2 separate regions of the Homo sapiens genome follow, and region 1 is linked to region 2. A link is a contact called in ENCODE Hi-C or POLR2A ChIA-PET data. All regions are on one chromosome and are shown on one strand. Each heading gives the region's core, a stretch centred on a gene start or an enhancer-like site at or near the end of the contact. The rest is flanking DNA. Distances are from core to core; before and after follow the strand shown. Region 1 holds the start of OR52H1 (olfactory receptor family 52 subfamily H member 1). Region 2 holds the start of TRIM34 (tripartite motif containing 34).

The links. Hi-C counts contacts between places; a loop is a spot of excess contacts on that map. ChIA-PET counts read pairs that join two places held with the same protein, here RNA polymerase II (POLR2A). Pooled maps may share reads with other maps.
Region 1: a pooled map shows a loop between it and region 2 (2.9-fold over the local background). The contact joins the promoter of OR52H1 here to the promoter of TRIM34 in region 2. A Hi-C loop is called at or near these places in 3 of 37 single-sample maps with no recorded cell type and 4 of 50 pooled maps. POLR2A ChIA-PET finds 5 or more read pairs at or near these places in 3 of 52 experiments (OCI-LY7, Panc1 and activated CD4-positive, alpha-beta T cell).

Annotation. Positions count from the first base shown.
Region 1 is chr11:5,546,300-5,551,540 of GRCh38, forward strand. It overlaps OR52H1 (olfactory receptor family 52 subfamily H member 1), which reads right to left and starts at 2,241. Exons shown (of 2, transcript NM_001005289.5): 1 at 2,153-2,241.
Region 2 is chr11:5,622,226-5,627,318 of GRCh38, forward strand. It overlaps TRIM34 (tripartite motif containing 34), which reads left to right and starts at 2,776. Exons shown (of 8, transcript NM_021616.6): 1 at 2,776-2,835. The region is part of intron 7 of TRIM6-TRIM34 (TRIM6-TRIM34 readthrough); the gene reads left to right. It also overlaps a transcript of TRIM5 not described here. RefSeq lists enhancers at 2,385-2,464, 2,555-2,824, 3,195-3,294.

The DNA.
Region 1 (5,241 bases), core at 991-3,490, 76 kb before region 2:
TGCTTTTTTGTGAACATACATCTATTAGAGAGACACATCGACCCAAGACACATACTCTCTCAAACACAGACCCTTAATACTTACATTCTCAGGCATATCCAGACCTACACTTACATTCTGTCATATATTTTGCCACCATATATTTACCCATACATAATCTTACACAATTACAAGCCCCCTGTCCTCCCATCTTCCCCCGACACATGTGCTGACAATATAAACAAAATGTTTCACAATTAGATTTTGTCACTGTCACAGGCTTTGTAAATTCCTAAAACCTCTCCACTGGTCCTATACCTTCTTCCCCAGTAATGCCTCTATAACAACTCACAGCACTCCCAACTTGTCTGAGGTCATCCTTTATTCATACATATGTGAGGAAAGGTTTTCTCAAGTTTTTGTATTTCCATGAACTCAAATACAACAGATGTTCATGAAGTCATCCAAAAGCATTCACAAACACACACGGGTGCACAGACGGTTAACTCTCTCATTTAACAATCAGACAAATCCACAATGTGGAAAAATCTACAACAATCTGTTTTCTTTTTTCAAGTCAATGCCATTAAAGGGGGAAGGGGAATATTAGATAAGGAAAATCCATTTCCAGATTAAAGTACATTTAAGAGAAAAACAAATAAATGCAGTGTGGTTATTTATTTATTTATTTTATTGAGACAGAGTCTCACTCTGTCACCCAGGCTGGAGTGCTGTGGCACGATCTCGGCTCACTGCAACCTCCGCCTCCCCGGTTCAAGCGATTCTCCTGCCTCAGCTTCCCGAGTTGCTGGGATTACAGGCGCCCGCCACCACCCCCAGCTAATTTTTGTATTTTCAGTAGAGACGGGCTTTCACCATGTTGGCCAGGCTGGTCTCGAACTCCTGACCTTAGGTGATCCACCCACCTCAGCCTCCCAAAGTGCTGGGATTACAGGCGTGAGCCACCACGCTCGGCCTGCAGTGTAGTTCTTGATTGAATTCTGTTTAAACAAACCAGGTATTGAATTCAATTAATGAATAGTTAGGGAAACTTAAATATGGACTAGGTATTGAGTGATATAAAGGAACTAGTGTTAATTTTATCAGCAATAATTATGGTATTATGGTAGATACACATACATACTCTCAGGCATCCACAGTATGTTAGCAAAATATTGGCACAGAGCATGTACTCTGGAGCCTCAGAAAGCTAGGTTTCACAATTTAATCCTGGTTCCACAATTTACTAGCTATGTGAATCTGGGCAAGCTATTTAAACTACATGATATTTGGGTTCCTATGTTTTTAAAAGAAATTAATATTTCTAATTTTTATAATTATTATTAGGACAAAATGATACACATTGAAAAAAGAATTTTTTTTTTGAGACAGAGTCTTGCACTGTTGCCCAGGATGGAGTGCAGTGGCACAATCTTGGCTCACTGCAACCTCCACCTCCATGGTTCAAGTGATTCTCCTGTCTCAGACTCCCGAGTAGCTGGGATTACAGGTGCCCGCCACTATGCCTGGCTAATTTCTTTGTATTTTTAGTAGAGACGGGTTTCACTATGTTGGCCAGGCTGGTCTTGAACTCCTGACCTTGTGATCCACCTGCCTCAGCCTCCCAAAGTGCTGGGATTATAGGCGTGAGCCACCACGCCCAGCCGAAAAATATTCTTTAATATAGTACCTGAAACATAGTAAGCATGTAACAAGTTTTACTTCTTTATATTAGGTTATATTTTATATCATTAGTATTATCATTAACAACCAGACCATGCAGTGGAAAAGAGAACAGAAATTGCAAGATGGATAAAAATTAACAGGAGCACCCCTGGGCATACACACATACCAGCACACTTAATTCTACATTTTAAGTTAGAGTTATGGACTCTTGTCACATGTCTGAAACAGAAATTTCCTAACACTGCTAACTGTGGTCATACTTAACGCAGCTGTGTAATTGTCCATCTGTTCTGATCTTTTGATGCTTAACTCAGTGGAGCATATACACAAGTACTGGAGATCAGGACCTCAGTTTATAAATGGGAGTTGCTCAGGAAAGAAAATTATAGTGCCCAGCCCATGGTCCCTAAGAAATAGAGCCCTGGCTTTTCACTCACTTTCTCTAAGTCTTGTCCCAATCAAACCCCTTCAAACAGCCAATACTCACCAAATCTTGGGGATCAGGCCAAAGGGAAAGAAGAAAGAGTGTGTTGACAAAATCTACAAGACAGCAGACACACCAACCAAAAAAAAACATGAGTGGAAGGAAAAGGAAGGACGTTAGAGAGGTTGATTCCCTGTCCATTTATTTTCTCTGATCACTCACTGCTCCTTGTGGGGAAAAGGTAGGTAGTTAGGGGATTAGAGACTCTGACATGCCCTCTTCTCACCCTCAAGGGAAGAAGATGAAAAAGATTCTATTAACCTTGTTCATGCCTTTGAGTTAACACTGCCTTAGAGTGCTTTATTTATTTATTTATTTGTAAGCTGATGTGTATGTGGGTGGAAAGCTGTGTGTATGTGCCTATCATATCACCCAGGTTTCAAGTTCATGCCCTCACTTACCAGATAAAGGACTTTGGATGAGTTACTTAATTTCCATTAAAAGGTGGTCATATTAGTACCTGTCTCTCAAGATTTTATAAGGATTGACAAATTAATAGGATACTGCTAGTGAAAATGCTTAACATATCGGCAAACTTATGGTGTAAAGGAATAACCTAGGGCACCTGTTAAGATGAAAATTATATGGCCCACATGAAATAATTCTAATATTATCTTTTAAAAATTCCAGTGGCTTTAGGGGTACAAGTGTTTTTTGATTACATGGGTGAATTGTATAAGGTTGAAGTCTGGGTTTCTAGCGTACCTGTCACCCATATTGCGTAGATTGTACTCAATAGGTGATGTTTCATCCCTCACCCCTCTCCTAGCTTCTCCTCTTCTGGGTCTCCAATGTCCATTATACTACTATGTGTGCCCTTGCATACCTATAGCTTATCTCCCACTTATAATTTTTAAAACATTAAACTTCATTAAACATTTTTATTGGTAAAAACAATATGAGCAAATAAAATATATTCTTATGGAGAAACTGTTAGGTCTACCAGCTGGTACTGTCAGGAATTTCTGCAAGTCCAGATATCAATTTTTACCTAAGAGGCTTTTACCCAACAATTCTGAAAGCCAAGTCAGTTTTTGTCAATGTTTGTCAAACGTTTGCTAAATATTGTTGAATGTGTTAATTAATAAAGATTGCCAGGAGTCCACTCAGTACTCTGAATGTTCTAGAATATCTGGAATAAACCAGAACTAATGAGATTAGTATTGTATTGGCTCCCAACAGAATTTTTACCTTTCGCTGAATAAAAATTGAGGTTGCTTCACCTCTCTATACTAGGATAAGGGACTGAAGAGTCACATGAACTTGTGTATTCTGTAAGAATGTGATTAATTGCATCACTTACTGCCTATTCTTTAAGAGCTTTCTAAAGATATTTCTCCATTCTTCATATAAGAAGTAGTTTTGCTTCTCTAACAATTAACTGTCTGTAACTTATAGCCATCATGAATTATGTAGCTAATCATGTTTAACTCTCACATAGACTGTTAGAAAGCTTACAGCTCAATTTCTGACCCACATATAATAAGAGAACAAAAATTCATAGCAGGTGGAAAGTGTATTTTCGGCCTATTTTTTGTCTTAATTTTTAAAAATCTTTCTACTTTTCTTTTTGCCTTTTCTATTTATACTTTGTAATATGCCACATAACAATGTTTCTGAACAATTGTCCCATAAGATTACAATACCATATTTTAGAGTACCTTGTCTATGTTTAGACATGTTTAGATGCACAAATACCATTATATTATACTTCCCTACAATATTCGGTATAGTAACATGATGTACAGTTTTGTAGCCTAGGAGCTATAGAATATAATAGAGAGCCAAGGCTGTATCACACAGGTTTGTGTAAGTACACTCTATGATATTTGCACAATAATAAAATCATCTAACAACACATTTATGAGACTCTATCCTCATTGTTAAGTGGGACCTGACTATATTTTTATTTATGGTATGCAAAATACATCAAGTAATTTTGGAAACAATGCATGTAGCTATTGTCACATGTTAAGAGATAGACTATAAATTCAAACACAATTCTCCGAGTCCAAAGGACATTCTTTTCTATTAAAACTATATGTTGAGAGCCATTGTAGAAATAAAAATTCAATGACATGTGAAAAGGGTAGTAGCACGGGGATGGGAAAGTAGTCTCAAGGTAAAGAGACCATGAACAACTCTGATATTTTGAGTCAAGTGAAAGCAGTGAGGGTTTGAACTACTGGGGTAGGGGAGGAGGGTGCCTGCACTCAGCCGGGGAATCCAAGAGGTTATTTAGAAAAAAACCACAGGTTTTGAGGACGTATCAGATTTGAAAGGGAAATAAGACATTGATTATCATTGCTGCCTGGCAGACACCTAAAAATAAGTATTACTGACCAAGTGACTGAATGACTCACTATGACCAAGTTATGCATACTGGATTTGAAGAGACAATGAATCATACAGAGGTACATTTTTGGCTTGTGACTACATCTCTATGGAGATACAAACATGAAAAAAATTGAGACCACCAATGCTTCCAATTGGTCAAGTCTTAAACCCACTTCTTAGTCTGTACGTGCTTTACCATTTTACTAGCCATAGGAATTTGCCTTCCTCCTTTTATTCCTTGTGGAAAACTCCACCCACCCACAACTCATTTGGCTTTCTCAAGGTTGAGTTAAACATTGAGTTTTATCATTGCCTTATCCCTTTGCTTAATATAAACACCTGCACTCTTAAATTAATAATTTTATGATTATTTGCCATTTATTTATTTGATAAATGTTGCCTATGTCCCTAGTGTGTGCTAGGTATTATACTTGATGTTGTTTAGAAATTAATAGGAGTGAACAAAGTAAAAACCCAGAACCCTGCAGAGTCATCAAAGAGGTAATTTTCCTGCCTTGCTATGATGTATAAATAAACTACCATGATAAATAAATCTGAAAAACCATTCAGATTTGCCAATCATTACATTGTCTTCATTAAAAGTTTTATAATCACTTTAGAGCAATCATAAGGAATTACAAAAGTTCTTGTTTCTAGAAGTCAAAAAATATTTATTATTTCCTAGACTCAGAACTTACTTTGCTATAACTGAAATGATTGAGTAGACTTCTGCCTCAAATCACAAAGAAAGCAAA
Region 2 (5,093 bases), core at 1,526-4,025:
ATGAGGTCAAGAGTTTGAGACCATCCTGGCCAACATGGTGAAACCCTGCCTCTATTAAAAATACAAAAAATTAGCCGGGCGTTGTGGCAGGTGCCTGTAGTCCCGGCTACTTGGGAGGCTGAGGAAGGAGAATGGCGTGAACCCGGCAGGCGGAGCTTGTAGTGAGCCGAGATCACGCCACTGCACTCCAGCCTGGGCGACAGAGCGAGACTACCTCTCAAAAAAAAAAAAAAGAAAAAAAGAAAAATTAGCTGGACGTGGTGGCGCATGCCTGTAATCCCAGCTACTCAGGAGGCTGAGGTAGGAGAATCGAACCTGGGAGGCGGAGGTTGCGGTGAGCCAAGATCATGCCATTGCACTCCAGTCTGGGCGACAAGAACGAAACTCCATCTCAAAAAAACAAACAAACAAATAAAAAAAACCGGAAAAAACTCAAGTGAACAAAATGAATGATGAAAAATTGAATGTCATCCACACAGAACTGATGGGCTAAGGTAATATACACATCTCAACACATGCTTTAACAAATCTGTCTGATGCTTTACTATTGTAAATGAAAGAGTATCTGAGAAAACTCTCAATCAATTTAGGAAGTTTATTTTGCCAAGGTTAAGGATGCACCCATGACAGCCTCAGGAGGTCCTGACAACATGTACCCAAGGTGGTCAGGGCACAGCTTGGTTTTATACATTTGAGGGAGATGTGAGACATCAATCAATATATGTCCGCAAAGGCGGGACAGCTGAGTCCGGAAGGGGGTTTCCAGGTCATAGGTAGATAAAAGACAAACAGGTTGCATTAAGCAATAGGGCAAAGGAAGTAACCAGATATTCATTTATCTCACCTGAGCAAAGGGGTGACTTTGAGTTCTGTCTGGAGCTTTTTTTTTTTTTTTTTTTTTATCTTAGTAGCTGTCTTTTTTTGGAATAGAATGGGAGCCAGGTTTGCCCTAACCAGTTCTCAACCTGACTTTTCCCTTTGGCTTAGTGATTTTTGGGTCCCGAGATTTTCTTCCCTTTTACACTATCTAAATGTATTAGTTACCAATATTGAAATAAGGAAAAGAAATCTGAAAGTATTAGGTTGGTACAAAAGTAATTGCGGTTCTTGCTATTATAATACTTTTATTTATTTTGTTTATTTTTATTTTTTTATTTTTTGAGACAGAGTCTTGCTCTGACACCCAGGCTGGAGTGCAGTGGTGCGATCTCGGCTCACTGCAACCTCCGCCTCCCGGGTTCAAGCAATTCTCCTGCCTCAGCCTCCTGAGTAGCTGGGATTACAGGCGCATGCCACCATGCCCGGCTAATTTTTTTTTTTTTTTTTTGTAATTTTAGTAGAGACGGGGGTTTCACCATGTTAGCCAGGGTGGTCTCGAACTCCTGACCTTGTGATCCGCCCGCCTCAACCTCCCAAAGTTCTGGGATTACAGGTGTGAGCCACCACAGTTGGCTTTATAATACTTTTAATTTCAAAAGCCGCAATTACTTTTGCACTAACCTGATAGTAATTGACTCCCTTAAAAGTAGTCAAAGCATATTCCCAAGGTATTGGATGTGGATACATTTTTGTGGGAAAGTTGTTAAACTTCCAACAAGTTTATAATTGTCCTTGATCACCATGCATGAGTCAGATGGAGAGGGCAAAAATGAAAATTGTACCTTGTCAGGTGGTTTCCAAAGGTGGCACCTTTTATTATGTAATGTGCTCTACAGGAGGTAGACTAGGATTGTTTTGATGCATACAGCACAGAAAATGAATCTATCAACTTATATTCCTCATGAAAATGGAGCATGCTGTTTGTGGAGGCACAATGTGGGGTCATCCTGTGACCAAACGAGTGGCAACTCTTGTTCAAGTTTCCTCCTCGTTCGGTTTGATTTCAAGGTTACCTCAGTTTCAAAGCAGCCCTTTCTGTCCAGGGCACAAAACTCCTGATTTACTACTTACAACTAGTGGTTCTCAGCCTCAGATTCGCGTAAAAATTACCTGGAAGACTTTTCATTTTTAAATAATGTTACTGATATATATGTTATATGCAATAATATGCACCCATTTACTGTGCACAGTTTGATGAGTTTTGAAAAAGTTTTACCCCTTTTAAAGATTTAGAGCATTTCCAACACTCCCAAAAGTTCCCCAGGTCCTTTGTAGCCAACTTTTCTCAGCACCATCCACCTCTCCGCCACCCATCCTCCATCTCCTAGCGGGTGACATGGTACTTTGGTAGGTAGCACACAAGTGGATCGTTGGAGCTGAAGGATAATTCAAATTGGTAAACTGATTCGAGGGACCATGTGCAACCATGAAAGTGGTAGGAGAAGGGGAGTTGGGTGTTTAGCTGGCCTGGGAGGCAGGGAAGGTTAAAACAGGGCTTTTCAAACACAGCACTATTGATGTTTTGGAATGGATCATTCTTTGCTGTGGGAACTGTCCCATACATTGTAGAATGCTTAGCGGCATCTGTGACCTGTACCCACTAAGATGCCAGTAGCATTCCCCTAGTTAACAACCAAATATCTCTTCAGACATTGCCAAATGTGCCATCTAGTGCAAATCCTCCATTCTGCCCTCGAGAATCACTGGATTAAGAGCATTACCTTCTGTCCAGAGGCTCTAAAGGACTACACAGCTCATTTCACCTAGACGCTCCTTCCCCTTTTCTCTTCCTGACAGCCCCAAAAATTTCACTTTCATTTCTCAGGCAGTTCCTCCTCAGGAGGGAGGGACTTCTTCACACAGAGGAACCTCATTTGTTGAATGAATCCTGACCACACCCACCCTGGCTTTTCTTCACCTCTTCAACCAGGAGCCGAGATTTCTGTTGCTCTGAAGGTGTGTGGGGAGGTTTGTGGGGGGTAGAGGGTATGAGACTCCAGGAGAAAAGTTCTCAGTGAAGTTAGGGGAATTTGATTTATGGCCCCAAGTCTCCCCTGCTCTGTCGGGAGCAAAGGCTAGCTTGCAGGCTTCCTGCTTTGAGTGCACACTGATAGCAGCCTAGAGTCTGGGGAGGGACAGCCTTGAAAGCAGTGTTAAAGAGGCAGAAGGCCGCCTTTGTTTTCTGGGGTGTCTTTTTTTCCTCCAGGCTGAATCTATTTCCATTCCCTTCCTATTGTATAATTTTGATTTTCTACCTTGCAAAGGAAACAATTCTCTCTCTCTCTTTCTCTCTCTCAAAGAGATGAACAGAAGATCTCTTATTTTCCACCTCCTACTCCCTCCTCAAAAGAGAAGTTGGTGAAAGGAGGTCTCTGTTTTCCAAGTGTGTGCAGGGCTTAGCTCCTAGTATGTGGCGTCAGATAGAATGGAGCCATGGGAGCACGGCCAGGGGTTGAAGTGGGTTCTTTTGCTGCCCTCCTGGCAACCACTAAGGGGCTTTCTGTGGCCATCCTCACGTATTCTTAGTCCTTGGCCTCCCTGACAATAGCAGGTTGAGTGATGTGACTGCCGCACACCGCTCTGTTCCCTCTGTTCCTATGTCTTTCTGCAGGTCTCAGGGCTCTCCTTGCACATCCCTGAACATACCTGTTTACTTTTACTTCAGTAACCCATGTGCTACCAGCGTCTTCACCTGTCTCAGAACTTGCTCCTCATCATTCTTCCTCTTAGACACACCTTGGCATTGATTTGTAACCTCAATTTGTTATTGCTTTTCTTTGCTCACAATTACTTAACAGAAGTTGTTCATTGTGGGCTCAGAAGGAGCCCACGGATTTAATCTTCTTGTTAAGAATTTGATATAGAGTATGTCCTATCTTAAGCTCACTTGTGAGCAATTTGCACCTTGATTGATATGTTACAGATATTCTGACACATGCCATTCTGGCCTCTGCTCTCACCCTTCAGAGTTCACTGTAACTGCCATCCTGTGTCTCTGCCTTACTCCTGGGTAGAATCCATGTCTGCCTACATACTGACTGTCTCCCAGAGGCGTCTAGTCAGGCACAAGACCCAACATATGGGATAAAATTGATTATAAAGCAGGCTGCTAATGTAAAAACGTGCAATTAGCATCCATTTAACATTCAATAAATATGAAATATACGTGGAAGCCTACATCCAAATAGAAAGTGATCATAGACCATATCGATGAATGTTAGAGTACACAAGAAGATGACTAATACTATGGAGTAACATCTTCAAGAAGTTACATTAGGGTAATGACTCTGTAAAGACCTCATGAAGGCCTTGCAACTTTAAATAGTTTTTATGAAAGTTTTAAATAGTTTTCATTGTAAGAACACATTTGAGTAGAATCTTAAGAATGCGAGGAAATTAAAGGCTTTAATGGTTTTTCCCACGGGCTTAAAAGGAGAACAGTGTGGAAGATTAAGATGGGAGTGTGCCTGGAGAGGCATAAAAGGTGAGTTCTTACCAGGCGCGGTGGTTCACGCTTGTAATCCCAGCACTTAGGGAGGACAAGGCAGGAAGATCACCAGAGATCAGGAGTTCAAGACCAGCCTGGCCAATGTGGTGAAACTGTGTCTCTACTAAAAAAATGCAAAAATTAGCCGGGTGTGGTGGCGGATGCCTGTAGTCCCAGCTACTCGGGAGGCTGAGGCAGGAGAATCAGTTGAACCCAGGAGGTGGAGGTTGCAGTGAGCCAAGATCTCGCCATTGTACTCCAGCCTGGGGGAAAAGAGCAAGACTCTGTCTCAAAAAAAAAAAAAAATATGGTGAGCTCTGAGGATTGAGGCAGTGGGAAGGCATGTGTGATGTGGACCTAACTGGACCATTATGAAGTCTGGCCTCGCTCTGGGTGGCATGGGTTTGAACAGGAGAGTGACATGATTGACATCTGCTTTAAGGTGATCACTCTGTCTACTGATGTAAGAACAGAGATGAGAGCAGAGTGAAGAAGGACAGTGATGGGTGGGCACAGTAGCTCACACCTGTAATCCCAGCACTGTGGGAGGCCAAGGCGGGTGGATCACCTGAGGTGGATCATGAGTTTGAGACCAGCCTGGCCAACATGGTGAAACTCTCTCTACTAAAAATACAAAAATTAGCTGGGCGTTGTGGCAGGCACCTGTAATCCCAGCTACTCGGGAGGCTGAGGCAAGAGAAGCGCTTGAACCCAGCAAGCAGAGGTT